Regions from separate parts of the Homo sapiens genome. Here regions 1 and 2 are each linked to region 3. Evidence: read pairs that join two places in POLR2A ChIA-PET (ENCODE). Cell type or tissue: GM12878. All regions are shown on one strand. Each heading gives the region's core, and the rest is flanking DNA. Links, peaks and the distances in the headings are about the cores only. Region 1 overlaps IRAK3 (interleukin 1 receptor associated kinase 3). Region 2 overlaps HMGA2 (high mobility group AT-hook 2). Region 3 has its middle 41 kb from the start of LINC02425.

Region 1 (10,655 bases), core at 2,582-7,581, 160 kb before region 3:
CTGTTTCACTTGGCAGGAGACAAATGGCAATACTGATTAAAGAACATGATTTTATAGGAAACATTAGAAATGTTCACCAAGATTATCTCTTTGCTTTGGAAACATTAGCAGGAATGAAATGTCTGGGATGGAAAATGCTAAGGATAAAATGCATTTCCATTTAAAATAGTTCATAAATGTGAAAACAATTAAGCTCACTAAGGGCTAGGAGGGAAATAACAAGGAAGTTTACTGCCTTCAGATGCTTTTAAGTGATCCTGTAAGTCAAAAACATCTTCGTTTCTCCAATAAAAATGTGAGGGTCTTTGGCCAAGAATATAGGCTGCAACTTTTCAAGATTCTTTTCTTTAAGTCCTTTCCTTCTCAAATTCCACCACCTGGAAGCAGGTTTTGTTTTTATAACATTCTCTTTGAAGAGTTCAAATTACTAAGACATTTTTTAGCTAAATAAACCCCCAGACTTGTTGAAAACACCTTGGAAACATGGGCACTGCTTCTCCTGTGGGTGTTTCTGAGCTGTGTCTTTGACAGCTTCTTCCTTAGAAAGCTATCTACTCTCACCGCTTTCCAGGCCCGATCTCCTCTTCAATGCCTCTTGCTTCTGCCAGGAGTCCAATGTCAGCATTTCCAAGTTTCTGCACACTAATTATGCTCTCCTCTCCTTCCCAATTTCCCTGTCTCTGCTGATGACGCCAACATGCTTCCATTAATCCCAGACCTTTAATTCCTTAAAAAGTGCATGATGATTGGACTCACACAAACATGGAATGCAACCTCCCTTTTCCCTTCTACAGCCATGAGACAGAGGCCAGTCACTAATCTCTGTAAGCCTCAGCTTTCTCCTCTATCAAATGGAGATAATAACTGTAATACCTGAACTCAGGCTTGCTGGGAGGATTGCTAACAAGTTATTCAGCAGGCGTTGATGCCAGGTGAAAAGTCTCTGGCTCTCATTGAGCTCTCTCATCTGACTGCAGTCTATCTGCTACCCTTAAGGTATTAGTACTTACTATGCAGTCAGGACAAACTATGCTTTCTGCTGTCTTGGCCTCTCCCCATTCTGTTCCCCTCATCTTGAAAATACTCTCCCCTGCTTTATTTTTATCTGAGTCCTCTCTGCAGCCATAAGATTCACTTCCTCCATAAACTTTTCACTTGACTGCTCCAAATTCCAGTGCTCCTCCTTTCTCCAAAATTCCTGCTGTACAGCTCCAACGACATTGTTTGACACCCACAGGGAGCCCACCTGATGTTGTTTACTTAAGCATAATGTTGAGTCTATAGAAGATACTAAGTAAATATTTGTTGATATAATCAATTATGTAAAGAGGATTTGAAACTGAGGGTAGCCCTAGACTACTCAGTATAGGAATGGTGAATATGTGGCTTAAATGTTGCCATAACATTTATCCTCCCAAAACATCCTCCCATATTCTTGGCAAACATCAAAAATTTAGTTCAGAAAGCACCCACCATAGATTCTCTTTCAACCCTGCATGTGGGAAATCATTATCAATCAATCAGACATGGAACATGAGACAACACTGACTTGTCATCACTGCTATAGAATCCTGCAGAGGAGGTGAATGAGGCCCACAGGGTTGACATGACTTGTTCCATGCAAAACCGCTTAATAGCAGGGCCAGAACTAACACCTAGCCCCACTATTTTTCTGTTTGGTGCTCTTTTGATTTACTATAGTTAACTGAGACATCTTTTTACTCAGCTACTCATGAAAGACTAAGAGACTATTGATTTCAAAGAGAAATGAAATGAGCTTTTATCTCCTTTTTCTTTAGCTGTATATAGATAATTCCAGCGGCAAATGGGCAAGTCACAGGATTTTAGCTCCACAGAAAAGAAGTCTGAATAATGAGAGCTGCACCCAAATGGAGCTGGACCCCCACAACATGCTGGGCCCACCATACAGCAAGGGTTCAAGTACAGGTTGGATGAAGCACTTTTCTCACATTGTGGGGGGATAATTACAGCTCATTGCCAGGCCTGGGTTGTGCTTTCAGTCTATCACCTCACTTCCTCCTCACAATGCTGGGAGAAGGTGGAGCACTGTCACCCCAGTTCCAGATGAGGTAAGAGACTGAGCCTCAGGGGATTAAGTGACTTGCCCAAGATCACAGTGCCAGAAAGTAGAGGAGTAGGGATTTGTACTGAGATCTATGTGACCCCAAAGGCCACACTCTTAACCAGTGATGAGAGACAGGGACAACAACGAGATCGCTAGGGTGGCTGGTAAAGAAGGGGAAGGACAGATGAAAGACTAGGGAGAGGGTGTTTCAGAAAAACAGGCATTTCAGAACTTTGACTAAAACCTGCTCCAGAGTGGGCAGGTGGCTGGAGGCGCCTCCCTAAACATATCTGACCTCATTCTGATTTGGAAGCTGATCAGGGTAAAGCTTGACCAGGATTTAAGAGAATACAGGGTCACGTTCTCCTGTAACAGTCCTAGACTCGTGAGTACAGAGCCCAGTACAAAAATAGGCAGGTGTAATGTCAAAGAATTTGACAGCAACAAGAGGTCACCTTAAGACTGTCTTGGTTGGCTCCGAATGTGCAAGTGCGAAAACTTTTGGCCACTCTCTGGCCACAGAAAGAGAAAAAAGACCTGGGTCTGAACTCAGATTTCTTTTTCTTTTCCTTTTTTTTTTTTAGACGGAGTCTTGTTCTATCGCCCAGACTGTAGTGCAGTGATGCAATTTCAGCTCACTACAACCTCCACCTCCTGGGTTCAAGCAATTTTCCTGCCTCAGCCTCCAGACTAGCTGGGACTACAAGCACAAGCCACTATGCCTGGTTAATTTTTTTTTTTTTTTTTTTTTTTGGTATTTTTAGTGGAGATGGGGTTTCAGCATGTTGGCCAGGCTGGTCTCAAACTCCTGACCTCAAGTGATCTGCCTATCTCAGCCTCCCAAAGTGCTAGGATTATAGGTGTGAGCCACCTCACCCGGCCTGAACCCAGATTTCTGGTGGTCTTCCCACATCCACATCCTCATCCTCATCCTCCCTCCTCCCTGCTGAAGACATGAGAACCATTTCACTTTGCTTTAGACAAAAGATGTTATTCACACTTTGGGCACCAGGCTGCTGAATAATGATTTTCCAACTTTCATTTTAAAAACTATTTTAAAACCATAAAAATGACAGATTATCAAGCTTCTTTACTGATAAAATTAATTACAGAGAATGATTGAACTGATAAGGATTTCATTTAGTAACTTGAGACTGTCTTTTGGAACTTTTTCCAATTAATTGGTTTGAGACAGTAAGGTCTGACGCCAAGTTATTTTTGTCTAATAAATTTTATGTTATTGCTAGACTAGAACATACTTCTTTAAATACAATCTAAAGAACATAAAGAAGTAAAAAAATAAGCCATTGAAAAATAAGCTATAGGTTCTCCAACCAAACAAAACGTTGTTGATATTTCGGTATATTTTACTTTTAATATTTTTTTAATGCATGAATTTGTAGTTATACAAAGTTATAATTATATACTATACGCTACTTTAATTTGGTCTTTTCCACTTAATCTCACTTTATATACATTGTTCCATGCTATTTCATACTATTTAAAAACATAACTTAATAATATCGGAGGACGCGGCGGCGCTGCTCCTCCGCTGCCGCCGGGAGAGTCGGCGACGCCGCCAGCTCCGCGCGCGAACTCCCGTCCATGGCACGCAGAGCGGCGGCTGCCCGAGCTGCTCGAGTCTCGCCCCGCGCCGCGCCGCACTTTTAGACGAGTGCGGAGGGGAAGTCAGCGCGGAGCTGCAGCCCCCGCCGGCCGCCGCCGCGCGGCGAGAGGGAGTTCCCAAAGCTGCCTCGGCCCGGGGCCCGGCCGGCCCCCTCCTTGCGTCCTCCCCCTCGCGGCGAGGCTGCCCCGCGCCCAGGCTGCCCCGCGCCCGCGCCCGCCGCCGCGGCCCGCAGCGATGATCTTCCCCAGCAGCAGCGGCAACCCCGGGGGCAGCAGCAACTGCCGGACGCCCTATCGCAAGCAGCAGTCTCTGGTCCCAGCCCACCCCATGGCCCCTCCCAGTCCCAGCACCACCAGCAGTAATAACAACAGTAGCAGCAGCAGCAACTCAGGATGGGATCAGCTCAGCAAAACGAACCTCTATATCCGAGGACTGCCTCCCCACACCACCGACCAGGACCTGGTGAAGCTCTGTCAACCATATGGGAAAATAGTCTCCACAAACGCAATTTTGCATAAGACAACGAACAAATGCAAAGGTTATGGTTTTGTCGACTTTGACAGCCCTGCAGCAGCTCAAAAAGCTGTGTCTGCCCTGAAGGCCAGTGGGGTTCAAGCTCAAATGGCAAAGCAACAGGAACAAGATCCTACCAACCTCTACATTTCTAATTTGCCACTCTCCATGGATAAGCAAGAACTAGAAAATATGCTCAAACCATTTGGACAAGTTATTTCTACAAGGATACTACGTGATGCCAGTGGTACAAGTCGTGGTGTTGGCTTTGCTAGGACGGAATCAACAGAAAAATGTGAAGCTGTTACTGGTCATTTTAATGGAAAATTTATTAAGACACCACCAGGAGTTTCTGCCCCCACAGAACCTTTATTGTGTAAGTTTTCTGATGGAGGACAGAAAAAGAGACAGAACCCAAACAAATACATCCCTAATGGAAGACCATGGCATAGAGAAGGAGAGGTGAGACTTACTGGAATGACACTTACTTACGACCCAACTACAGCTGCTATACAAAACGGATTTTATCCTTCACCATACAGTATTGCTACAAACCGAATGATCACTCAAACTTCTATTACACCCTATATTGTATCTCCTGTATCTGCCTACCAGGTGCAAAGTCCTTCTTGGACGCAACCTCAACCATATATTCTACAGCACCCCGGTGCCGTGTTAACTCCCTCAATGGAGCACACCATGTCACTACAGCCCGCATCAATGATCAGCCCTCTGGCCCAGCAGATGAGTCATCTGTCACTAGGCAGCACCGGAACATACATGCCTGCAACGTCAGCTATGCAAGGAGCCTACTTGCCACAGTATGAACATATGCAGACGACAGCGGCTCCTGTTGAGGAGGCAAGTGGTCAACAGCAGGTGGCTGTCGAGACGTCTAATGACCATTCTCCATATACCTTTCAACCTAATAAGTAACTGTGAGATGTACAGAAAGGTGTTCTTACATGAAGAAGGGTGTGAAGGCTGAACAATCATGGATTTTTCTGATCAATTGTGCTTTAGGAAATTATTGACAATTTTGCACAAGTTCTTGAAAACGTTATTTATAACGAAATCAACTAAAACTATTTTTGCTATAAGTTCTATAAGGTGCATAAAAACCTTAAATTCATCTAGTAGCTGTTCCCCCGAACAGGTTTATTTTAGTAAAACAAACAAACAAACAGATTTTTATCAAATGTTATGATGCAAAAAAAAAAAAGAAAAAGAAAAAAGAAAAGAAAACTTCAATTTTCTGGGTATGCACAAAGACCGTGAAGACTTATCCAAGTGCATGACCGGATTTTTGTGGTTTTGTTCATTTTGTGTTTAATCTGTGTTTTTTTTTTCCAGCTGTATGAAATGGGCTTTCTGAAGTTTAACTAGTCCGACTTCACCCATGGTGTTCTGTGCTTGCAGTGCGAGTGTTGCTGTAATTCAGTGTTGCCGTCAGTGTCTCTCTTCTTAGCTTTCCGGCCTTTTTTTTTTTCCGAGACGGAGTCTCGCTCTGTCGCCCAGGCTGGAGTGCAGTGGTGCGATCTCGGCTCACTGCAAGCTCCGCCTCCCGGGTTCACGCCATTCTCCTGCCTCAGCCTCCCAAGTAGCTGGGACTACAGGCGCCCGCCACTATGCCCGGCTAATTTCTTGTATTTTTAGTAGAGACGGGGTTTCACCGTGTTAGCCAGGATGGTCTCGATCTGCTGACCTCGTGATCCGCCTGCCTCGTCCTCCCAAAGTGCTGGGATTACAGGCGTGAGCCACCGCGCCCGGCCTGTCTTTCTTTCAATGCAGTGTGAAGTGTCTTATCCTTTTCTATGAATTCCAATTTGCCTTAACTCTTTTGATGCTGTAGCTGTTTCAGTAAAAGTTAGTTCAAACTAATGATGTAGAATGCTTTGACCAGATGAGCTGGTCTATTATGCCTTGTAAAACAGCAGCATAGGGCTTTTAAAAGGTAGTCAATAAAAGTTGCTGAAATTTTGGCTTTTTAAAAATAATAATAATAATAATAATAATAATATCAAAGGGTTAGGATAAAGTCTTTTGTGACTCATCACTCTGAAGCCCAAATACAGAAAAGAAAATAAAGGTAACAGCATCTTCCATTGTTCACTCCTCCAATAAAAACAGAGCCCTGAATTACTCTGGGAAAAGGCCACTGTTTAACACAGATTTTGAGATGTCCTTTTCTCAGCCAATTATCAAAGCCGTACAATAAAACTGCATCCCTCCTAGAAGCTATCTTCCCTTACATAGATTTAGAAAATTAATATGACAAAGGCAAAACAGGCAGGGATTTGGACAGCTCAGTCCTAAAAGCACTGAGCTACACACAGAGGGACCAACACTCAGGGAGGCCTAGGTTTAGAGCACAGTGGAGGATTCATTTAAAAGAGATTCAGGAGGGTAATCTAGGTCAGCCAATCACATCTGGCCGAGGCTGCTGGGGACTGACTGTCATTACCATCTGACAGGTGTTCAGTGGCCCAAATGAACTGAGTTAGTTTCATTCCAGCTTCTAGAGAACAGGTGTGCATATCACCAAACACGAGGGGGAAATCTACTGTTATAGTTGGCACTAATTAACATCTTTGCTGGCAGGCTCAGCAGAAAGGCCAAAAGTTCAATGGCCGTGGAAGGGACTGATTTGCTTTGGAACAGGCAGGGACACATTGATGAGCCCTTGTGAAACCACAGTTCTCAAACAAATGCCCACAGCCATGGATCTCCATACCCTGACACATGCCTGGGTGGGCACATTCTATGGATGGGTTACATTGAAGTCCTTGAACTCTTTGGAACACTCAGAAAGGCAACAATTGTCAGCAGCCCCACCACCAAGTAAAATATAAAATACATTGCTAGATGCATTTCAAGCCTTGTCTCTTCCATAATATTCTTGTTTCTGATCAGATCTCTCTGGGTACTCTGTATCTTTGTTACCTGTTGGGCATTCTGTCTAGCAGTGTTGCTTAAATGATTTTTATAGTTCTGCACATCCAGACAAGTTCCTGGGATAGTGACCTGGAAGAACTGGCCTCCTCTTAAGTTGTGAGACCACCTAAGAGACTCTAGAACCTTTCAGTTTCCACCTATATCCTAGACAAGCTGCAGACTTTCACTAGAGCCCAGCTTGTCAAACCTAGTTCCTCAGCCTAGTCAGAATCCAAAGCTGCATTCCATCCCCTGCTCACCACAGTCCTCATTCTTCTGTAGTCTCACCTTATCTTATTCTCCAACCTTGTCCTTTCTTTTCCAACCAACTGATTTCTCTTGCTTTTACTATATACGTGGCAATTCTTTACTCTGTTCCTTTGAACAAATTATTGCCTCCACCAGGAATATTCTCTCCGCTTCTTTCAACCAATCCACTGCAATGACCCACTTTTTCCAAGACTTGGCTTGGAACTCTCTAACGAGAGGAAGCCTTCTCAGACCAACCACTCAGTGGGCATAGTTACCATTGCACTACACATTTTGTGTTTGTGTTATCTTTCTGATCACCAGGTTGAACCTTCAAGGACAAGACTATTATCATCACTGTCTCTCCCCCTGTGGTCTAACACAATGCTCTGCACACAACAGATGTTCTATAAATATTTGTGAAGTAAGATGAATGGGATTGTCAAGATATTTAATAAACACTTTTTTTTTTTAAAGTAGAGAATGGGGTTTCACCATGTTGGCCAAGCTGGTCTTGAACTCCTGGCTTCACGTAATTGGCCCACTTTGGCCTCCCAAAGTGCTGGGATTATGGATGTGAGCCACCACACCTGGCCAGTAAACATATTAACAGAGAAGTAATTTTTCTTAAACTAGAGCTTAGTCAGTGGGTCCACTTTTCAAACACTATAAATTGACGATAGAGGTAAGAGTGTTAAGTAAAAAGACTGATTGGCCACCACACTACTTGGCCTCTGTCACTGTGCCACTCCCACCACTTCTCAACCAGTCAGGATAGGAATTACCACTGAAGATGTGTGTGCTCTTTGTCAAGGACCTTATGCCATTTAACCCTAGGAGATAGAAGCTATTATTCTACTACTAACATTTTGCAGAGAGGAAGATTGAGGCTTAGAGACATTAAGCAATTTGCTCAGAATCGCATTTTAAGTGGAAGGTCTCTCTGATTTAAACATTAGGGGACACTGAGCTAAGAGAAAAGGATGGGAGGAGGGTGGGGAGCAAACATGTGAAAAAGAAAAATCTTCGAGTCACATTTTTCAGAACTCTGTCCTGTCAAATCTTCCTTCATAGCTGTGGTGGCTGCCATGGTGCACTCTCCCACCATGACTCCACACCGCCCCCCGACCCCTTCCTTCCCCACCCTGTCCTTCCCCACCCTACTTGGCTCCCTCCTTGGGTTCCAGGGAGGCTCTGGTTCCCCAGCAGTAAGAGTTGGCTAAAGATGGCTCACAGCTGAGCCACAGTCTGGGAACTGTCTTGGTAGAAGGGAGCTGCCTCACCCAGCCACATTACTGCTCCACAAGAGGGCTGGTCAGATGCAGGGGTGCAAAGCTCAGAGTGCCCTGCCTGCCTCTGGGATGTCTTTGATGCGCCACCCCAGCTTCAGTGCTTCCCCATGGCATGGACTGAGGCCTCTATGACAATAATATCCCAACTCAACCTCTCCAGCTGCCCAATCCTGCCTTTTTCCTTTCCTCGCTTCATTTGCTGTCCCTGAGAGCCCTCCCTTAAAAACCTCCTGCAGGTAAATCTGTGCTTCTGAGCCCACTTCCTGGACCTACCTGAAGACACGAACCAACAGTGAGAAAGTGGAAATGAGGGCCCAAAGCCTGTGCTCTCACCAAATACCAGCAGAGAGACACTGTTAGGCACATCCAAATCACCTTGCCCAGTTTCAGCTGTGAAAAAGAACGGGACATGGGCAGAGCTTGCCTCTGCCTCCCTCCCTGCCCTGATGCTCCCTTTGCTTCAGTTAGTGACCCTCTGTCCCCATCTCCCATCAAGAGCCAAAACCCCAACACCTTCTCTTTTCTTTCTTCTTCAAACTCTGCATTCAGGAAAGGATTTGATGAACTCAGTCACACAAAAGGAAACTTAATAAAATTAATCTATTGCTGCTTGGGGCTTTAAAATAAGCTAATACTTATTTTAAGTTTAGACCAAAGGACAAATATGTTTAGCAACATTCCAGATATTTATTTACTCAGTAAAACATATATTTGAGCACTTAGTGTGCTCAGTGTTGGTTGCAAGCTGAGTGGAGGAGGGATTGTTTTAGGTTGTGGGTGGCCACCTCAGCCCTTTGAAAGCAATTCCAACGGATAACTCCACTGACTGAAGACCCTCATGGTCCCTCTATATTCAGGTCCCATGAGTGTGCATTAATTTTATGCTGATTCTACAAAGCCATTAGCAGTTGCTGGATTGCCACACTGCAACAGGCACAGACGTCTATGGGTAGGTCACCCCGCCCCTCTAGAACTAAGTAAAACCTAGAGTCTTTTCCTATGGAGTTCATTTCATCAGAAAAACAAGTAAGCAATCAGCTCCTTTTCTGCCCAAGTCAAAAGCATACTACAAGTTTTTTTCAAGATACTGGGAAATGGTTCAGAAGCAGCAGCAGCCTTTTAAATTCAGTCTTCCTTGATATTCAGCAAAGGTGTATTCATGTACTTTTGGACAGGTTGAAGATAAAGGGCAAATAGAAAAAAATTCACCGACAGGGGGTATTTACTCTGGGTGAATGATTCTTTATGTCTAGAAGAAGAAATGTGGGAGATGTTGCTTCTAATTTTCTCATGTCTCAAAAATGAACATTGGGGTTGCTGCTCAGCTTGTCATAGGTTAATATATAAAGTTATGAGACAGCAGGCTCAGTAGGATGAGCAAGACACTGGAGACTCAAGGACAAACAATTTTTATTGCTATTTACTACTGCCAGCTTGCTAGGAATCCCCATTTAAGTTGCTTAATTTTTCTTTAAACTTCAGTTTTAAAAAAAGTACATAAATACAGGTTCATTTCACAAAGTGCCATTAATAATTACTAAAATACAGATGCTTCTCAACTTATGAGGTTACATCCTGACAAACCCATGGTAAGTCGAAAATGCATTTAATACACCTAACCTACCGAACATCCCAGCTTAGCCCAGCCTATGTTAAATGTGCTCAGGACAATTATATTAGCCTACAGTTGGGTAAAATCATCTAGTGCTAAGGCTATTTTATAATAAAGTGTTGACTACCTCATGCAATTCATTGAATACTGTACTGAAAGTGAAAAACAGAATGATTGTATGGGGATACTCAAAGTATGATTTCTACATAATACATATCACTTTTGTGCCATTGTAAAGTAAAAAAAATCATTTTGTTGAATCATCATAAATTGGGACCATCTGTACACAGAATTGTCTATCCTACATTGTTCATTAATAATTACCAAAGATAATGTAAACTC
Region 2 (10,655 bases), core at 1,988-6,987, 150 kb after region 3:
AAAGAAACATTCCACTTCCTCATTCTCTCCCCTAACCCCCAGTCTTCAGAACATCATTTTATATAAATCATAAAAATGGAGCTGCTCTCCTTTGGGAGTGGGAAAGGACCCAGAACCATGTTCTTTTATTTCTTGAGGGGTCTTCTTTAAGAATAGCCATAGGGATTTTTTTTTCTTCTTTTTTTTACTTGATTGGGCCCAAGTTTACCAACTAAATTAGCAGGAGGACCACGCTGCCCTTCTTTGGGGCACAACAATTGGTGGGGATGAGCAGCTTCCCCTCGTTTCCAATTGAAGAAACTAGGGAAATGGTCAGGCAATGAAGTTTCCCAAGGTTGGTGTATTAGTCCATTTTCATGCTGCTGATAAAGACATACCCAAGACTGGGAAGAAAAATGTTTAGTTGGACTTACAGTTCCACATGGCTGGGGAGGCCTCAGAATCATGGTGGTAGGCGAAAGACACTTCTTACATGGTGGTGGCAAGAGAAAATGAGGAAGAGGCAAAAGCGGAAACTCCTGAAAAACCTATCAGATCTCATAAGACTTATTCACTATCATGAGAATAGCACAGGAAAGACCGGCCCCCATGATTCAATTATCTCCCCTGGGTCCTTCTCACAACACATGGAAATTCTAGGAGCTACAATTTGAGTTGACATTGGGTGGGGACACAGCCAAACCATATCATACTGCCCCTGGCCCCTCCAAATCTCATATCTACACATTTCAAAACCAATCATGCCTTCCCAACAGTCCCCCAAAGTCTTAGCTCATTTCAGCATTAACCCAAAAATTCACAGTCCAAAGTCTAATCTGAGACAAGGCAAGTCCCTTCTGTGTATGAGCCTGTAAAATTAAAAGCAAGCTAGTTACTTCCTAGATACAATGGGGGTACAGGTATTGGGTAAATACAGCCATTCCAAATGGGAGAAATTGGCCAAAATAAAGGGGTTACAGGGCCCATGGAAGTCCGAAATCCTGTGGGGCAGTCACATTTTAAAGCTCCAAAGCGATCTCCTTTGACTCCAGGTCTCACATCCAGGTCATACTGATGTAAGAGGTTGGTTCCTACGGTCTTAGGCAGCTCCGCCCCTGTGGCTTTGCTGGGTACAGCCTCCCTCCCAGCTGCTTTCATGGGCTGGTGTTGAGTGTCTGTGGCTTTTCCAGACACATAGTGAAAGCTGTCAGTAGATCTACCATTCTGGGGCCTGGGGGATGGTGACCCTCTTCTCACAGCTCCACTAGGCAGTGTCCCAGTTGGGACTCTGTGTGGGGGCTCCAACCCCACATTTCCCTTCCCCATGGCCCTACCAGAGGTTCTTCACGAGAGCCATTCCCCTGCAGCAAACTTCTGCCTGGGCATCCAGGTGTTTTCATACATCTTCTGAAATCTAGGTGGAGGTTGGCAAACCTCAATTCTTGACTTCCGTGCACCCACAGATTCAACACCACTTGGAAGCTGCCAAGGCTTGGGTTTTCCACTCGCCAAAGCCACAGCCCAAGCTGTACGTTGGTTCCTTGCAGCCACAGCTGGAGCTGCTGGGACACAGGGCACCAAGTCCGTAGGCTGCACACAGCATGGGGACCCTGGGCCTGGCCCACAAAACCACTTTTTCTCCTGGATCTCCAGGCCTGTGATGGGAGGGGCTGCCGTGAAGGTCTCTGACATGGTCTGGAGACATTTCCCCCATGGTCTTGGGGATTAACATTAGGCTCCTTGCTACTTATGCAAATTTCTGCAGCTGGCTTGAATTTCTCCTCAGAAAATGAGATTTTTTTCTTTTCTATCACATAGTCAGGCTGCAAATCTTCCAAACTTTTATGCTCTGCTTCCCTTATAAAACTTAATGCCTGCCGGGCGCAGTGGCTCACGCCTGTAATCCCAGCACTTTGGGAGGCCAAGGCGGGCGGGTCATGAGGTCAGGAGATCGAGACCATCGTGGCTAACATGGTGAAACCCCGTCTCTACTAAAAATAAAAAAATTAGCCAGGCATGGTGACGGGCACCTGTAGTCCCAGGCTGAGGCAGGAGAATGGCGTGAACCCGGGAGGCGGAGCTTGCAGTGAGCCGAGATCCTGCCACTGCACTCCAGCCTGGGTGACAGAGCAAGACTCCGTCTCAAAAAACAAAAACAAAAACAAAAACTGAATGCCTTTAACAGTACCCAAGTCACCTCTTGAATGCTTTGCTGCTTAGAAATTTCTTCTGCAAGATACTCTAAATCATCTCTCTCAAGTTCAAAGTTCCACAAATCTCTAGGGCAGTGGCAAAATGCCACCAGTCTCTTTGCTAAAAATATAACAAAAGTCACCTTTGTGCCAGTTCCCAACAAGGTCCTCATCTCCATCTGAGAACACCTCAACCTGGATTTTATTGTCCATATCACTATCAGCACTTTGGGCAAAGCTATTCAACAAGTCTCTAGGAAGTTCCAAACATTCCCACATTTTCCTGTCTTCTTGTGAGCCCTTCAAACTGTTCCAATCTCTGCTTGTTGCCCAGTTCCAAAGTCGCTTCCACATTTTCAGGTAGCTTTTCAGCAATGCCCCACTCTCCTGGTACCAATTTACTGTATTAGTTAGTCTGTTTTCACGCTGCTGATAAAGACATACCTGAGACTGGGAAGAAAAAGAGGTTTAATTGGACTTACAGTTCCACATGGCTTGGGAGGCCCCAGAATCATAGCGGGAGGCGAACGGCACTTCTTACATGGCAGTGGCAAGAGAAAATGAGGAAGAAGCAAAAGTGGAAACCCCTGATAAACCCATCAGATCTTGTGAGACTTATTCACTATCACGAGAATAGCATGGGAAAGACTGGCCCCCATGATTCAGTTACCTCCTGCTGAGTCCCTCCCCTAACACATGGGAATTCTGGGAGATACAATTCGAGTTGACATTTGGGTGGGGACACAGGCAAACCATATCAGTTGGTAATAGGAGAATTGCACCTAAAATACGCATTCTAAACAAATCTACATGTTCCTTGTCTTTTTCTCTTTTTTTATTCTAGATTTTCTATTATATTTTAGTAGGCCCTTGATGTTTTTGAGGACTTGGCAAGCCCCCAGATTCACAGTCTCTAAACTTAAGAATCCAGGAAATAGTTCACTCAGGTTTGGAGATCTCTCCTGAAACTGTATTACTATCTAGAGGCAAGCGTTTCCTGTGCACATCCTCAGACTGCAAGTTAACTCCTTTTCCAGCTTCTACCCCGGACTCATCTCTCACTTCACGGCTATTTTCACAAAGAACTCCCCCACCACTAAAAAATGGTTTTGTTTCTTTAAAAGAGTTACTATGTAAACTCAAATTAGGAAACAAACAAGTCATATTGGGACTACCAGCTATGTATTGGCTCACTTCATCCACAACTAAATGATTTTCTCCCAAACATCAGCTTCCCGGAGCCAGAATTCAACTTTGTGCACAAGAAAAGTGACAAATTACTAAATGTCATGGACTTCAGAGTCCATCTTTCGTCATTAAAAACTGGTTGCCTGAGGCCCAAGGTGTTCTTTGTAAGAAGCTTTGAATCCTTTGTGGATTGAGGAAAAGCAGGATAATATTAAATAAGCCACAAATAAACAGCAAATCTGAACACCATCTGGTGAAAAGATTTGTTATATTATGTGATTCATATAGCTATTCTGCCACCTATTTGATTCCACTGCATGTCCTTCAGTGGTATTGATGGATTCACAGACATTGTAATTCTTATCAATTTAATGGCAAGTAATAGAACATGCTATATCTTCTCACGTGGTTCTCTTTATCTGTCTTCCAGAGTGAGAAAATGGCAGATTTACATAAATGTTTAAGAATTATTGGATTAGCCTTTGAAATAACATTACATGAATTTAACATTTTTCTTAAATTCTTATTTCATTGGCAAAAATCTGCCCTGGCATCACCTGCACTTACTACTAAAGCATCTCTGCATTCACCCACTGTTATGAAAATCAGGCAAGAGCAGAATAGGAAAGTGGGTCCAATGGGACTACTACCATTTTTTTTTTAAAGTAGATATTTTGCTTAATTTACTTTTGCTTTCTTTTGAGCCAAGAGCTCATGGACTACTGCTGTATTTTCATTAGTGATACGGTTTTATGTATCATTTAACAAGTACACCAAAATGCCAAATGTATATGTTAGGGTGAGTAATAAAGACTGGTTTTTCAGGGCGCCAGTCCATATTTTTTATAGTGCTTTCTGTCTTCCATTTTCAGGACTTAGCAAGTCTATGCTGCGCAATGTTCCCAAAGGGATATGGCTGTAAAATGTGTGAGGTCTGATAAATGTTCTTATCTGATGTTTGCCCATCTTCTGTGGGAAAATTCTATTAGATGAAACAAGACTGTCTAGACCTCCCTTTTCTTTTTCATCCTGCTGAGAGATTTATCAGAACCGTACCCCTTCCCTCCTACAGAAACATTTTTTTACATCTCAAGGTGCTTTGAAAATTGTAGTCAGCCCACTGGTATCTCCAGCTCTACAACATCATTCACCTCACTCCTAAAAATAGGAAATACTGCCAGGAAATGGATGCAAACAATTCTTACGTATTTAATAAAATAAGTAACATTGTTACCTTTTCCAGCTATTTCTCTGTTGCCCTTATGGGAGCATCTGTGGTAGAGCATTAAAAAGTTACATACAGATGTCATCCATAAGACTATTTTCAGACTCTCCAGCCTCCTGAAATTTGTCAACACCATTCATCTTGATCTTTACCAAAATCTGAGTTTTGTTTCTTTTCTTAAAAGTTTGAGAAAAGTGCATTCAGGTGTTTTTAAAGCATAAGAAGGTGAAAATTACATTTTTGATGTTTTCAAGGCCATTTTTCTTATTTATGTCATCACTGCATACAAAGTGTCTGAAAATAAAAAAGTTGAAATTTTCCAAGCATTCAACATAAAAAAACTTACAGATTAACTGTAGAACTATTTCCCAGTTTCAAAATTAATTAAACGCCACCACCAAGTTTTCTCACCAGCCCTGCTTACATTTCCTATGTGCACATCTCCCCTTTCTAACCAAGCTCCACTTCTCTTTATAAGTCCTTCCATCACAAAATTAAAGGAACATGTGATTTCCCTCCAGAACGACACTGCCTTTAATTCTTCTGCAAATGCTGACAGGTACTCTTACGAAAATGAAACCAAAAAGAGGTGAAGGAAGAGACAGAGAAGCATATTTCAAATCATTTTGACCCATTTCTTCATTTTGCTAAGATTAGGAAGGACATTTTGTGGAGCTAACTCAAAAGGCCATTTCACAAGCACTTCACAAGGGCATTTCACAAGAGGGTCTTTGAGAGAGAGGGCTTTGAGTAAATTACTTAGAAAATCCAAGTTTAAAAGCCTACTCTGAGTGAAGAATGGATGTTTTAGTTTGACTTATCAAAACTGGATGTTTTCACTGACTACATTTCTAGATAATTCTTCACTTTTATAAATTACTGAAAACCTGCTTTCTTTCTCTCCACCTGTTATCAAGAATAAAGTAAATGCTTGTAGAATTGTATTAGGTACTAAAGAGATACACAATAGTAGTTCTTGTCTTTACTAAGAAACTTAAAGTTTCATCACAGACACAAGATGAATGTCAAAGAAACAACTAGAGATACGAGCAAAGTAAGGGCCAAACCCACAGATCTAGGGCTCCACAACTGCACACTCCAGGAAACTCCAGCCTTTTTCAGTTCTTACTGCTCTTTCCTTCCCCCTTCTGTCTCTTCCTTGTCCTTCTTTTTCTCAATTCCTTTTCTCCCTTCTGCCTGTTTTATGTGTTTGGCCTGTCAGTGATGCTCACAGGCACTGTTGAGTACTCTGCTTTATGAAAACGCCCATGTTTCTATATCTGCTTACTTGCTTGATTCAGTCATTCCCTCATTCCCTCCCTCATTCGTTAAACCAACACTGTCTTATAAAGCTCTGTGCTAGAGAGCATGGAGGAAACAATCCAGACCAGATCCAGATTAGGCCCTGGTTTCACCTCTCTGCAGTCCTAGCTTTTGTCATTTGCTTTTATGGAAGCTGTCAAACACCATGGCTTCTTACTTAACTTCTTAGCGGCAATCCCGTTCCAGGGATCTGTGCTGCCTTCTCAACATTCTCACGGCCTCAGTGGCAGGGACCTTAGGCCCTGGGACTCCTCAGATATTTCTGTCTGCTTTTTCTTCCTTCTTTTAACTTCTCCCCCTCCCTCCATGCATTACCACTTAGTGCCCCTGGGGTTCAGCCAGGGGCTCCTAGCCCATCTTTTCCTTCTCTACTTATTCCCTTAGTGCAGCCATAAGGATTCAATTACCACCTATACTCAGATGAGCCCCAGATTTCCATCTTCAGCCCTGACACCTCTTCCTCTTTTCAGTCCCTTATTTCTCAGTGTCTACAAAATATATAGGCTAGACATTTCATTGCCATCTAAAACAAACGTGTCAAAACCAGATTTTATTCTCTCTCCACCCAAAGGTGCCTCTGCGGGCTACCTCACATAAGCGGCCCAAGTGCCGCTGCCCCAGCTGCCAAAGTCTACCTTCACCAGCTTCCTCTTTCTATTTATTGTCCGCTTTTCCCTGCATCCTTCCCTCAATTCTTCTACTAAGCCCTAGTAACTCTTTCTCTCTATTATTTTCCCAGACCCAAGCCTTCAAGGCTATTTCCATAGCCAAAGAACTCTTCTGGATATTAACTATCTCAAAGTCAAAAAACATATATTCATACACTCAAAAAAGTAGTAAACAGGAAAAGCTTCTTGGGGCATCCTGCACATCCTAAGACTGATCAGGAATAGTTCCTGTCACGTGTTTTCTAGTGATTTATAAAGCATTAAAAAATGCTTCAAGCTGGAGTTATATGCGTATTGTTTAAGCTTTTCTATTTACTTAATAGTTGTTTTTATATTATGTTCCCAGAGAGGTACTGGCCTAGCAGACACATTAGAAATAAATGCAGAAAAATGCAGACAAGATAAATGTAACAATGGAATTTCAAGCATATCCATCAAAAGACCTATCTGCAGTCCAGTACATCATGCTGTCAGGAAATTTTGCCTCTGGCTTATCTTCAAGTTTTCCACTTCTTAATCTTCATCCCTTTTTACACACTTTTTTATATTAAAGTATTCTTCTACCTCCTTGAGATGAATGTAAGAATACCTATCAGTTACTGAACATGGAACCAGCTGCCTCAGACTTGCAGCTTCATTGATCACCAGAACCAATTTGGTTGAGCCCTGGAAAATGTAATGGTCCACTGCACTCCCTTACTGTTCTGTGGGGGACTTGTTCAAAGTTGTGGGCCTAGTATAAAAGGATCTTCTTTTCTGGCAAGGATGACAGCACGGTACTCCTCTTAGAACGACTGGACTCTCACCTCCTAGGAAGGTTATTAGTGTGTAGATTATTTAAGACTGATGGTCACCCATTCCCCCTTTCCCTCCAGTACCCTGGGTTAGGTCATTTGGATGCTCAGTTAAGTCATCTCTAGAGGCGTGGTAGAGAAGAGGGGGAAGCAACGTTAATATGAATTAACTATCTTGATTTTGCCAATTTGCTATTACTAAGAATCTGTTAATAGAATGTGGACATTTTAAGCAAAATCTATTTGGGTTAATACCCAAATGTCCAAAATTTAAACCCAAAGAGTAACTCCACAAAACAAAAAAATGTAAGTCAAGGTAGGTATTCAAAGGTGCATCCAAAGAAATAGCTGGAACTGGCAGAAGTCATGGCAGCCCATCTGAAGCTGGGAATGAAATGTTACTGACAAACTGCACAGAGGATAAAAGACACAGGAAAATACCAATGGAATGAGAAAGGAAAGTCATGTGATATTACATGGCACTGAAGAGACAGAGACAGTGAATACTTTTTAAGCATCTGTTTTATGAAATCAAACCACACCATAGCCACACTGTGATTTCTGCAAAAAGGTGGATCCCTGTACGAGAGTAACTGGAGTTCAGCCCACCCTCTACTCTCTAAGCTGTCCCCGCAGGCATGGCTCTGCATGTGCCTAGAGTGAGTACTTTTTTCAAATTCGTACAAGGGTGCCATATGGGGTAGCAGTGAAACTACATCTTGGGATGCAGACTTCAGTTGGAAACATAAGAAAGAATAAGCCAGTGTTTTGAAATGATCTAAAAGACACCTGATAGGTTTCTATATCGGAGAAAGCCACACATAAGGCTCATAGATGTAATGGACAATTCCTCAAGGTGAAAATAACATGAAGAGCTATCCTGGACTCCTCCAATGACAATTCAGTGACTCCTTTTGGTACTGTTTCCCAGAGATGTTTTCTTCTTGGAGCTGGTTCTTGGTAGTAGATTGTCCTGTGGATATGACATCAGGATGGGGCATATGGCATGAATACCTCAGAAGAGATCTAGTGATGGAACACTAATAGACATTTTTTAGACCAGGCACGATGGCTCACGCCTGTATTCCCAGCACTTTGAGAGGCCAAGGTGGGTGGCTCACCTGAGGTCAGGAGTTCGAGACCAGCCTGGCCAACATGGTGAAACCCTGTCTCTACTAAAAATACAAAAATTAGCTGGGTGTGGTGGTGGGTGCCTGTAATCCCAACTACTCAGGAGCCTGAGGCAGGAGAATTGCTTGAACCTGGGAGGTGGAGGTTGCAATGAGCCGAGATTGTACCACTGCACTCCAGCCTGAGCAACAAAAACAAGACTCCGTCTCAAAAACAACAACAATAACAACAACAAACAACCAAAACATTTTTTTTTAATTATACTTTAAGTTTTAGGGTACATGTGCACATTGTGCAGGTTAGTTACATATGTATACATGTGCCGTGCTGGTGCGCTGCACCCACTAACTCGTCATCTAGCATTAGGTATCTCTCCCAATGCTATCCCTCCCCCCTCCCCCCACCCCACAACAGTCCCCAGAGTGTGATATTCCCCTTCCTGTGTCCATGTGATCTCATTGTTCAATTCCCACCTATGAGTGAGAATATGCGGTGTTTGGTTTTTTGTTCTTGCGATAGTTTACTGAGAATGATGATTTCCAATTTCATCCTTGTCCCTACAAAGGACGTGAACTCATCATTTTTTATGGCTGCATAGTATTCCATGGTGTATATGTGCCACATTTTCTTAATCCAGTCTAACATTGTTGGACATTTGGGTTGGTTCCAAGTCTTTGCTATTGTGAATAATGCCGCAATAAACATACGTGTGCATGTGTCTTTATAGCAGCATGATTCATAGTCATTTGGGTATATAGCCAGTAATGGGATGGCTGGGTCAAATGGTATTTCTAGTTCTAGATCCCTGAGGAATCGCCACACTGACTTCCACAATGGTTGAACTAGTTTATAGTCCCACCAACAGTGTAAAAGTGTTCCTGTTTCTCCACATCCTCTCCAAAACATTTTTTAAAAAGCATGTTGCAGGGGGATGAATAAAGACAATTATTTCAAATTCTCAACATTGTGTTCAACCCTAGGCTCCATAAGTGCCAGGAAATAGTGAACTGATGTAGAGGAGAGTATAACGAAAGGGAAGAGCAAGGGTAACCAACACTTCTTAGAGCACTGGTGACACATCAGGAACACTACACACATCAGCTGTGATGGGGACCCTGAGAGACAGGTCCCATGAACCCCACCTGACAGATGAGGGAACTTACGTTCAGAGAAGTCATGAGCTCTGAGTGGGGTCAAACAGCTAGTGAGTAACACGGCCCAGATTCAAACCTAGGTCTAACTACACAGTCCATATTCTTTCAATTACACCCTGCTGCTTATTAAAAGGCTGAATAATACACCTTATGAGAAAAGGATAAAGGAAGTTCTATAACTCATGCTTGATAAAAATGACTGAAAAGTGATATAATGTTTTTGAAGTACTGTCTAGGAAGGACTAACCTAAAGGATGGTAACCAGCTGTTTTGAAATGGGCTCTGAAGAAATAAGATTAGAAAATGGGCTTCAACTGCAACAAGAAGGCAAGTTTCCTTACCAGAAGGATTGCACTTATTGGACTCAGTGGCTGAGGAAGACTGGGGGATCTTCTTCCTGTGCAGAAGTCAAGATGACTGACCCCGGAGAAAAGCGGAGAAGTGAAGTTTGTTTAAAATGGGGAAGACCACTGAAGGAGTTGACCAGAGAAAAGGAAGGAGAGGCAAACTGCCGCAGAATGGTACAAAATGGCAGAAGGAAAAAATAGCACAAAATGGTGGAAGGAATGGAGGAACAGAAGAACTGTTGTGTGGAGAACTACACAGAAAACAAGAGACTCATGATTATAAGTAATTAATTAAAACCTTTTTGTTTTAATAACGTCTAGTGTAACTGTGCTTGTGAAGCAAATTCCTACCACATCTCCTCTGAAGGTGTTTTCAAACAATAGAGATTTTTTATCTGAATGGAAGAATTTAAGAGTGGTCCTGCCTCAGAGCAGGGGCACAGAAGTGCTAAAGGACTGCTTTGAGAGTTTTTGTCAACCCTAAAACAGTTTCTATTTTAACTTTATATTTATATAGATGAATAACGTTCTCATTTTAGAAACTAAAATGCCCCATTTGGCATGATCATCCTATGAGAATCCACATTTTAGACTTGTGAAAACTGTGGGCCAGAGAGGAAGAGGGACTCATCCAGTAAATAGCTGATGGAGCTA
Region 3 (10,655 bases), core at 2,936-7,935:
TAACCAGGGGAAACCAATGACCCAGGTCTATTCTTAGCACAGCTGTTAACTTAAGAAAGCTTCTTGGAACTTGGAGCTCTCTTAGAACCAGACTTTACCAGGTTACTAATTTACCAGGTTACTAATAGTTTTGATCCTCTTTGAACTTGCCTTATGCTTGAATCAAATTGTCTTAATCAAGTAGCCACTCATCTGATGCTCTGAAGACCATCTTCATAAAAATCCTGTAGCTTAATAGGCTTTGTGTAGACAGTACAAGAACTGTAACCCATTGGAAACTAACCTCATCAAAAACAAAGCAGAGATATTGCAAAAGCAGAGGTGGAAGAGAACGTCTCAGGGCACAGATAAAATCACCTATTCGCCCATGGGTAAAATCAAATTCCTCTTGAAAATGAAAATTCTTTTCCCATCCAGAGTGCATTCTCTTATACCATGTACTCAAGACATTCAGAGAAATTCCGTTTCTTTTTCTCTAAGAAAAAAAAATTAGTTTCATCCTTCTGCACTGTGAATTTTGCCTCTTTTGAAGCAAATGGTACTGTTGAAGAATGGCGACTTGGTACGACTGGCAATACTTAAATAACAATAGTGCAAATATTTTAGAGGGGATTGTAAAGGATTCAACATTTTTATTTAAACTCAAGGTTTATTAAATACTTGCCTCAACTCATGATAAGGCATTTTCCTCCCTCTGCCTCAGCCTCACAAATCATATTTCATAAAGGACATCATTCTTAGAGTTTTCAATTCATGAAGATATGGATCCTTGAGTTGATTAGAACATGGGTTTTAGAGTGAGCTGGACTTCAGGTCTAGGTTCCACAAAACAGTACAGCGTGATCTTGCGGAAATTTCTCAGTCTTGATTTTTCTCAACTGTAAAATGAGGCTGCTACTACTTACTTCAGGGATTGCTGGAGGATTACACAAAACATTTTGGGTGCAACAGCACTTGCACAAATAAGCACTACACTAGTTGAAGGGTTAACTGATGCTATTATTATGTAATCAAAAGGCCAAACTTTTCTGTAGATTCTTCCCTCTACTGCAAGGACTCAAAGAAAAGGCAGCACATTTTTCGAAGCTCAGAAGTTCTTTTTGATTTCTCAGTTCTGAAAATAAGAGATGACTTCTACCTTCAAGAGAGAATTGAGCACATGTCCTAAAGATGCTGTTTTAGAGAAATTGGGTATAAGTTAAAATTTTTCTTGTAAAATTATATTTCAAATATGCCTTGGCCCACCAGTCAAAGGATCCTAATGCTAACTTCTATTGTAAATGGCAATAGATTGCCATTGTAATGGTTACAATGGTTACAATAAATAAATAAAATGTAACAATGGTTACAATGGTTACAAATGAGGTTACAATGGTAACCTCAATTGTAAATGGCAATTGATGGGCTATCTGGGGTCAAATCCTCACCTTTGCCACCCCAGCTTCCCCAGTCTCTTCTGCAACACATTTCCAAGAATCTCCCTCTTCACTTGTTTCTGGGCCTGAGTGGGCCAGTGCGAGATCCATGGTGAGACCTAGAAGGGAGAAGAGGAGAGACTATTACTCTCCAGAGGCATTTTCAGGCCAGCGTGTGGGCTGATCACACATGAATGGTCTATGGTTGCTACTGGGTGAGCTCCTGCTAATTACCTGCTTTGGTCCTGCAAGTGGCTGCTGTAGTTGGTAATGGCTTTTTGAGAGTCATTTGCTTTAGTGCAGGCTGAGAGCCTCCGGAAGAGCTCTTGAGAACCGCTCACATAGTCTTGCAGACTGGGATAATGGGTGATGGCTTCCCTGACCTTTGTTCCCCAACCCTACCAATGTTTGTGTAAGCCTCTACTTCCCTCCATTAAAGCCCTTCCTCCATAGAGTGACTTCTGTTTTCCTGACCCAACTTTAACCAAAATGGACAACATAGTGTATTGAACACTAAACTTAGAGTCAAAAGACCTTATATATTATGGTTATTCCATATCATCCCATATTGGCCTAAATCATTTTTTAAAGGAAATTTTCATTTTCCATTTGTGGATGTAACATAATTCATTTAACCAATCCTCTGTTGAAGGACACTCGGTTTCTCATTTCTGATTTTTCTCTGTTTTAACACCAATGAACATCCTTGTATACTTTGCACACTCATGTGAGCATATCTGTAGAATAAATTTCTGGAAGTGAATGCTGTGTCCCCAAATAGTAGTATCAATTCCAAAAATAGTATGTAGTTTTTACTTTTGTCCTTTAGAAACCACCTGTGTGATTAGGTAAATTAATTAATCTGGGCCGGGCATGGTGGCTTACGCCTGCGATCCCAGCACTTTGGGAGGCCAAGGCAGGTGTATCATCTGAGGACAGGAGTTCGAGACCAGCTTGGCCAACATGGTGAAACCCCATCTCTACTAAAAAGACAAAAATTAGCTGGGTGTGGTGGCGGATGCCTGTAATCGCAGCTACTCGGGAGACTGAGGCACGAGAATCGCTTGAACCCAGGAGGTCAAGGCTGCAGTGAGCCAAGATCGTACCACTGCAGTCTAGCCTGGGTGACAGAGCAAGATTCTGTCTCAAAAAAATAAAAAATAATAATAATCTGTGTTTCACTTTCTGTGTCAGAAACCCTCTGACTTTTTCTAAGAAAAATGTTTTCTGTTATTTATGTCTAAGGTAGTAACAGCAATAGTAATAGTGATAGTATAATCACTGAAATCTATTTTCTTTCTAGAGGATCAAATTTAAAATATCATAAAAGTATTTTCCTTTTCTTTGTATTTAAAAGTATGTATATCATTCAAGGATATCTGATTGAACTTTCACTAAAATGTATCAGGAAAGTCCTGTTACCGTGTGTGAGCTGGGATACAGAGGTCATGAGGTGAGATCTCCTTGTTTCATGCTTCTTTCTTTCTGCAATGCCAGGACTATGTGGGAGGACAGTGTTTACATTTGTGGCCGGATATATATTTGTGTGGAAAGCAAGAAATGCTTGAAGCATTATTTCAAGTTCATAAGAAGTGTGTGCTGTTATTCCTTGCAACTACTATCAACATGTATGGCTTCCACAACAAAATTTTTCCCCTTTTTTCTTTATCATCACTGGATGGAAATATACAGCTTACTGCTAAGATCATATTTCCAGGTTAGTGAGGTAAGAGTTCCTAAATCTTTATTTATTTCAGATCTCAATTATGAGGCTATATTGCAAGTTTGATAGTGTCTAATCCATCATAAGTACTCAATAAGTATTTGTTAAAGAACAAATGGTTTCATTAACTACAGAATGCATTGCAGTGTATTTTTCCACTATAAAATTTCTACCACCTTGAAGATATCAGAAAAGTTTCCTATATTCCTTGCCATTGCTTTTCTGCTCTCAGTTTAAGAGACAGCTTGCCTCTCATGATCAACTGCAGAAAACTTTGTGGTTTTTTGTTTGTTTTTGTTTTGTTTTGTTTTGAGACAGGGTCTTGTTCTGTTGCCCAGGCTGGAGTGTGCAGTGGCATGATCATAGTTCACTGCAGTTTTGAACTCCTGGACTTAAGCTCAGCTGGCACACATCACCATGCTCATTTAATTAAAAAAAATATATATATATATATTAGCAGAGACGAGGTCTTGCTATGTTGTCCAGGCTGGTGTCAAACTCCTGGCCTCAAGCAATCCTGCCACCTTGGCCTCCCAAAGCGTTGAGATTACAGGTGTAAGCCACCTCAACCAGTACCCTCCCTTCTTAAAAAATAGAGATAGGGTCTCATTCTGTTGCCTAGGCTGGAGTGCAGTGGCACGATCATAGCTCTCTGTAACCTAGAACTCCTGGCCTCTGCCTCAGCTTCCCCAAGTGCTGGGATTATAGGCATGAGTTGCCACACCTGGCAAGTGCAGGAGAACTTATAGAATCTTACAGAATTGGCCGGGTGAGTGGCTCACACCCGTAATCCCAGCACTTTGGGAGGCTGAGGTGGGAGGATCACTTGAGGCTAAGAGTTCGAGACTAGCCTAGTCAACATGGCAAAACCCTGACTTTTCTGATAATACAAAAAAAAAAATTGTCAGATGTGGTGGCATGCACCTGTACTCCCAGCTACTCAGAAGGCAGAGGCAGGAGAATCACTTGAACCAGGGAGGTGGAGGTTGCAGTAAGCCGAAATAGCGCCACTACACTCCTACACTCCAGCCTGGGTGACAGAGGGAGACTCTGTCTAAAATTTAAAAAAAAAAAAAGAATCTTATAGGATTTCTGGGTTAAACTTCTTTTTTAAAAATGCCAGAAGATATGCTAGCTGTTTTTTGAATGGAATGTTGTTGCACCTTGCACCTCATTTTTTTTTTTTTTTTTTTGAAATGGAGTCTCGCTCTGTTGCCCAGGCTGGAGTGCAGTGGCGCAATCTCCGCTCACTGCAAGCTCCGCCCCCCAGGTTCATGCCATTCTCCTGCCTCAGCCTCCCGAGTAGCTGGGACTACAGGCACCCGCCACCACACCCGGCTAATTTTTTTCTGTTTTTAGTAGAGACGGGTTTCACAGTGTTCACCGGGAAGGTCTCGATCTCCTGACCTCGTGATCCGCCCACCTCAGCCTCCCAAAGTGCTGGGATTACAGGCGTGAGCCACCATGCCTGGCCGCACCTCTATTTTTAAGCAGGACAAAATATCTTTGGAACAGCCAAATAAGTGAAGAGTGTTGAACTAATTGGAAGAAGATGAAACTTAATGGACTCCCCTCTGCTCACTTTTTTCTTATCCTTGGATTTGATTTTTGAATAATTTTATTTGGAGAATGATTTGGTGATACCCTGGAAGAGATTCGAGGGATTAACTGTAATGGCCAGTTGGTCGCAAGCCACGTAAGGAACCTCACATGATTCAGAGTGTGAACCATTCCTAAAACGGAAATTAGAACTGAAATTTTCACATGTAGACCTAGCGCTAATGGGAAATCAACATAGAAAAAGTTACGTTGCAACTGAAAACATTAGGCTTGGAAGCCAGACACATCACACTTTGATATCTTACAAGTTGAGTCACTTTAGCCAAACAAGTTTCCTCATCTTTACAACTAGGTGATAATGCCGTCCTCCCAGGGATGCTAATAGGCTGAAATAAGACAAACAGCTTGCAATAGACACATCCTGATATTCTTCTGTTATCATTGAGTGTGTTTGCAGGTTGAAGAACTCAGACAAGGAATGGATTTTTATATATTGGTCCCTCTCGCATTCAAATTTGTAGTTAGTAGATCAACAAAACATAGGCTTGATGAACCAACCCTTAAAACTATAGATACTGCCTTGTAATCTGTTCCTACACATTTATTTCTTATAACAGGGCTTAGGAAAATTTCTCTTTCAGTTTTAATGTTTCTCACTTGTTAAGTGAAGGTGTTCGCATAAGAGGAACTTCTAGGTTCCCACAACTCTCTAAGAGGAAGCTTATGCTGTTTTTGTTTCACTGTTGGTCCAACACAGGTCACAACTTTGGATTATTTTCCCTCCCAGTCCTGAACCCTCTTGGAAACACCCTTATTCTATGTCACCAGCCCCCATCCCTTATCTTGATAAAAAATTTGTTCAGATTGTATCTTTGGCCTGTCTATAATCTCAAAATAGGGGAGCCTCAAACACACATTCCTAGAATTTAGAGATAGCAATTTGTGAAATCATTAAAACTAGTCACAGTTTATGGCAAAAGTTTAAAAAACAAAACAAAACTTGTTGATTTCATTCACGTCTAAAAAATATTGTATTCATTTTTGTTTTAACCTCAGTGTTAGAAGTGAAATATGCAGACTGTGAAGCTGGTAAATGTTGGGGCATATATTTAAGGCAAAATACACTGTAGTCTCCTCAAAGCGCAGGAAAGAACAAAACTCTTATGCCCTGGATGTATGCACTGCACTGTTTGTAAAGGAAAACAGCTTCTCTCTGGGCCCAAGAGAAGCAAGAAGTGGAGGGACTGGAATCCCCCACAATGCAGTGATTTCCTCTTTTTCTATTCTTAGGCCACAGCAGTCTCTAAGGATATGCTAACATGTTCTTTCCTCACCAAACTCCCTGAGGAAAGGGTCCAGAGGAATGGCTCATATCAAGGGTCCTAGAACTTGGAATGAGGAAACCTAGAACTTGGAGCCAGACCTAGCAACTAGAGGGTAAATCCAGTTTCCCCAGTAACACCCCATCCCTCCCTGGGTGCAGTCCCTCAGCGATTAATCTAAGCTTCTGATACAGGTTATAGGGGCAAAGAGATAAAGGGCTAGAATTTCCAAGACTGGGTGGAGTTGAGGCTCAGAATTCTCAGCCTATTCCCCCCAGGGCGTACCATGCAGTTAGCCTGCCAGTGTGGGGGTGGTGGGCCGCAGGGAAAGTAGTGAGGGTGAGCTATGCCACTCACAGAAAGTCAAGTTGGTAACCAGTATGGGGTTACCTATGATATCGAGAAAGGGGCCCCCACTCCCACATCTTTTGCACCAGAGTCCCCCTCCCTGGTTAGCCTAGAAATGACCTGGACTCCAGCCTTCGGCTCTCTCATCTGCCTGGCACAGCCCTGCTACAGCAGCATCCTGAGGTGGAGGGCTCATCTCAGTAGCTCCCCCTTCAATAGCTAACTGCTTTTTGCTGAACAGTAATGCACTATCTCAGTTTGTTTTCTGTTCGTATTACAGAATACCTGAGGCTGGGTAATTTACAAATAAAAGAAATTTGTTCCTTACAATTCTAGAAGCTGAGCAGTCCAAGGTTGAGAGGCTGCATGTGGTCAGCTTCTGGCAAGGGCCTCATGCGGGGTCATAGCACGGCAGAGGCGCCACAGGGCAAGAGGGTAGGAGCCCGAGTGTCAGCCTGGGTCTCTCTTCCTCTTCTTAGAAAGCCTCCAGTCCCATCATGGGGGCCCCACCCTGAGGACTTTATCTAATCCCAACTACCTCCCAAAGGCCCCACCTCCAAATACCATCAACATATGAATTCTGGGATTCCGTTTCCGACATATAAAATTTGGGGGACACATTAAAACCATAGCCAATACTAATTTCTCAGAGCCCTCCAAAATATATTCCTAATTGACCTCTCCTTCTGTTTTCTTTTCCTTCCCAAACTATATCCTCTATTTCAAGAAACATCTTTATATAATTCCCAGAAATTACTCCGTGTTTTCCCACTTTCAGGCCCTTGCACTTACACCCTCTGCCTGTTTGCCCCCTGAATACTTGCTGGCAGAGCTTGTGGCCACAGTGTTTGGCCTTAGATAACTTTGCCACAAAATATCTCACTTTCATTGTTATTATTTTTGCATCGCTCTTGTATAGTGACCTTGGAAACAAAAGACATCATTCTATTTATAGCATTCTGGTTTTAGTAATCATATTTTCATTTTAAAAATATAGTAATTTTTGGCCAGGCACAGTGGCTCATGCCTGTAATCCCAGTACTTTGGGAGGCCGAGGCGGGCGGATCACCTGAGGTCGGGAGTTCAAGACCAGCCTGACCAACATGGAGAAACCCCGTCTCTACTAAAAATACAAAATAAGCCTGGCGTGGTGGCTCATGCCTGTAATCCCAGCTACTCGGGAGGCTGAGGCAGGAGAATCACTTGAATCCGGGAGGCGGAGGTTGTGGTAAGCTCAGATTGCACCATTGCACTCCAGCCTGGGCAACAGGAGCAAAACTCCCTATCCAAAAATATATATATATGTATATATATTTATTTTATATGTATATATATTTATTTTATATATACACACATACATATATATGTATATATGTGTATATATATGTGTATATATCTATATGTATTCAGGAGGCAAACAGGCAGAGGGTGTAAGTGCAAGGGCCTGAAAGTGGGAAAACACGGAGTAATTTCTGTGAATTATGTAAAGATGTTTCTTGAAATAGAAGATATAGTTAGGGAAGGAAAAGAAAACAGAAGGAACGGTCAATTCGGAATATACTGACTTTTGGGAGCCCGCCTCGGCCTCCCAAAGTACTGGGATTACGGGCATGAGCCACCACGCCGGGCCAAAAATTACTATATTTTTTAAATGAAAGTATGATTACTAAAACCAGAATGCTATAAATAGAATGATGTCTTTTGTTTCCAAGGTCACTATATAAGAGCAATGCAAAAATAATAACAATGAAAGTGAGATATTTTGTGGCAAAGTTATCTAATACATATATGTGTTTATATAACATATACATATATGTGTATATATAACATATACATATATGTGTTTATATAACATATACATATATGTGTATATATAATATACATATATGTGTATATATAATATATACATATGTGTATATATAATATAGACACATATGTGTATATATAATATAGACACATATGTGTATATATAATATAGACACATATGTGTATATATAATATAGACACATATGTGTATATGTAATATAGACATATATGTATATATTACATATTCACATATGTGTATATATTACATATACACATATGTATGTATAACATATACACATATATGTGTATATATTACATATACATCTGTGTATATATTACATATACATCTGTGTATATATAATATACACATCTGTGTATATATAATATACACATGTGTGTATATATGTGTATATAGAATATATACACATGTGTATATATTATATATGCATTATATATATTATATAATATATTATATATATTATATATACACACATGTATATATAATATATACACACATGTGTATATAATGTATACACACATGTGTATATATAATGTATACACACATGTGTATATATAATGTATACACACATGTGTATATATAATGTATACACACATGTGTATATATAATGTATACACACATGTGTATATATAATGTATACACACATGTGTATATATAATGTATACACATATGTGTATATATGTGTATATATAATGTATACATATTTATGTGTATATATGTGTATATATAATATATACATATTTATGTGTATATGTGTATATATAATATATACATATTTATGTGTATATATAATATATACATATTTATGTGTATATATATTATATACATATTTATGTGTATATATATTATATACATATTTATGTGTATATATATGATATACATATTTATGTGTATATATTGTATATATAATATATACATATTTATGTGTATATATTGTATATATAATATATACATATTTATGTGTATATATTGTATATATAATATATACATATTTGTGTGTATATTGTATATATAATATATACATATTTATGTGTATATATTGTATATATAATATATACATATTTGTGTGTATATTGTATATATAATATATACATATTTGTGTATATATTGTATATATAATATATACATATTTGTGTGTATATTGTATATATAATATATACATATTTGTGTGTATATTGTATATATAATATATACATATTTGTGTGTATATTGTATATATAATATATACATATTTGTGTGTATATTGTATATATAATATATACATATTTGTGTATATATTGTATATATAATATATACATATTTGTGTATATATTGTATATATAATATATACATATTTGTGTATATATTGTATATATAATATATACATATTTGTGTATATATTGTGTATATAATATATACATATTTGTGTATATATTGTATATATAATATATACATATTTGTGTATATATTGTATATATAATATATACATATTTGTGTATATATGTTTATATGTAATATATAAATACGCATATATAATATATGTGTATATATGTATATTTATGTGTGTGTATATATATAGAGAGAGAGAAAGAGAAAGTAATTCTTGATTGCTGAAAATGTCAAATCCTAGAAAATGTGACATTCCTACACGTGGTAACATTGTTCTCAAACAGTTGTTAGCTGAAGATTAATTTGATGAATCTGACTTTTTTCTGAAATAGACTATTTCAATGAATCAGACAATTCTGATGTTAGTTCTGTTTAGAAATAACTCCAAGAACAGTTTTTATATTTTATTTTCACATTGAAAATCAGTCAGATTTTCTTCAGCCTCAAGGAGTGTGTTTATGTAAAATTAAATGAGTGCTGGCAGAAAGCTGCACTTTTTTTTTTCTAAGTGGAGAAAGGGTTAAGGCTCTTTCCCTGTAAAATGTCTTCCCCTGACACGTTAACTTATTAAAAAATATGTTCTTCCTTCATAAAAATCTTTCCTGAACCTTCTAACTTGGTGGGATTTTTTTCTTTCTTTTATTTATCTGTTCTTTTATAATTTATGCCATACAGTTAGAAGTCACACTTGATGGCAGGTTTATCTTAGTCATCTTTGTACACCCAGCACACATGTCACAGGTTCTTAATAAACAGCTCCTGCAAAGGACTGAGTTGAATTTACTTTGCTTACCACTACTACAGATACGACCTATCAAGCATGGTGCCTGCTCTGGGAAGTCTTAGACACATGTTGAACGAGAGAAGACATTCAGAATTAATTAGATAGCCAATAAGAGCCTGTGAAAAGGTCCAAATTAGTGCTACAGACAGTGAGGACTAAATGAGTCCTTGGAGGACTGCATTTCATCTGATAGACTTGAATTTGGTCTTGGTGAATGGATTCCTTCCTTCCTTCCTTCCTTCCTTCCTTCCTTCCTTCCTTCCTTCCTTCCTTCCTTTTTAGCTAAACGCCCCAAGTTCCTTTAACCATC

Evidence for each region. ChIA-PET counts read pairs that join two places held together with the same protein. Peaks named below come from ENCODE experiments on the same cell type or tissue, not always from the same donor. Only the 100,000 strongest peaks of a DNase experiment are listed, where the experiment ranks them.
Region 1: POLR2A ChIA-PET joins it to region 3 with 5 read pairs; 1 of 35 experiments calls an interaction of 5 or more read pairs at or near these places.
Region 2: POLR2A ChIA-PET joins it to region 3 with 5 read pairs; 2 of 35 experiments call an interaction of 5 or more read pairs at or near these places.

Annotation. Positions count from the first base shown.
Region 1 is chr12:66,228,580-66,239,234 of GRCh38, reverse strand. All of the region lies in intron 8 of IRAK3 (interleukin 1 receptor associated kinase 3), which reads right to left. It also overlaps the pseudogene RBMS1P1. Among named protein-coding and RNA genes, the nearest start is that of MIR6502, 17 kb to the left of the region's middle. RefSeq lists a silencer at 3,744-4,023 and an enhancer at 4,084-4,163. In GM12878, for the core only: a CTCF peak has its summit at 5,070 (motif pointing right); DNase peaks (open chromatin) are centred at 4,817 and 5,034; H3K4me3 peaks cover 524 bases.
Region 2 is chr12:65,912,746-65,923,400 of GRCh38, reverse strand. The region is part of intron 3 of HMGA2 (high mobility group AT-hook 2); the gene reads right to left. Among named protein-coding and RNA genes, the nearest start is that of HMGA2-AS2, 31 kb to the left of the region's middle. In GM12878, for the core only: no CTCF peak of the experiment used is centred there; no DNase peak of the experiment used is centred there; H3K4me3 peaks cover 723 bases.
Region 3 is chr12:66,067,044-66,077,698 of GRCh38, reverse strand. No RefSeq gene overlaps it. Among named protein-coding and RNA genes, the nearest start is that of LINC02425, 41 kb to the right of the region's middle. In GM12878, for the core only: no CTCF peak of the experiment used is centred there; DNase peaks (open chromatin) are centred at 4,918 and 5,384; H3K27ac peaks cover 3,442 bases.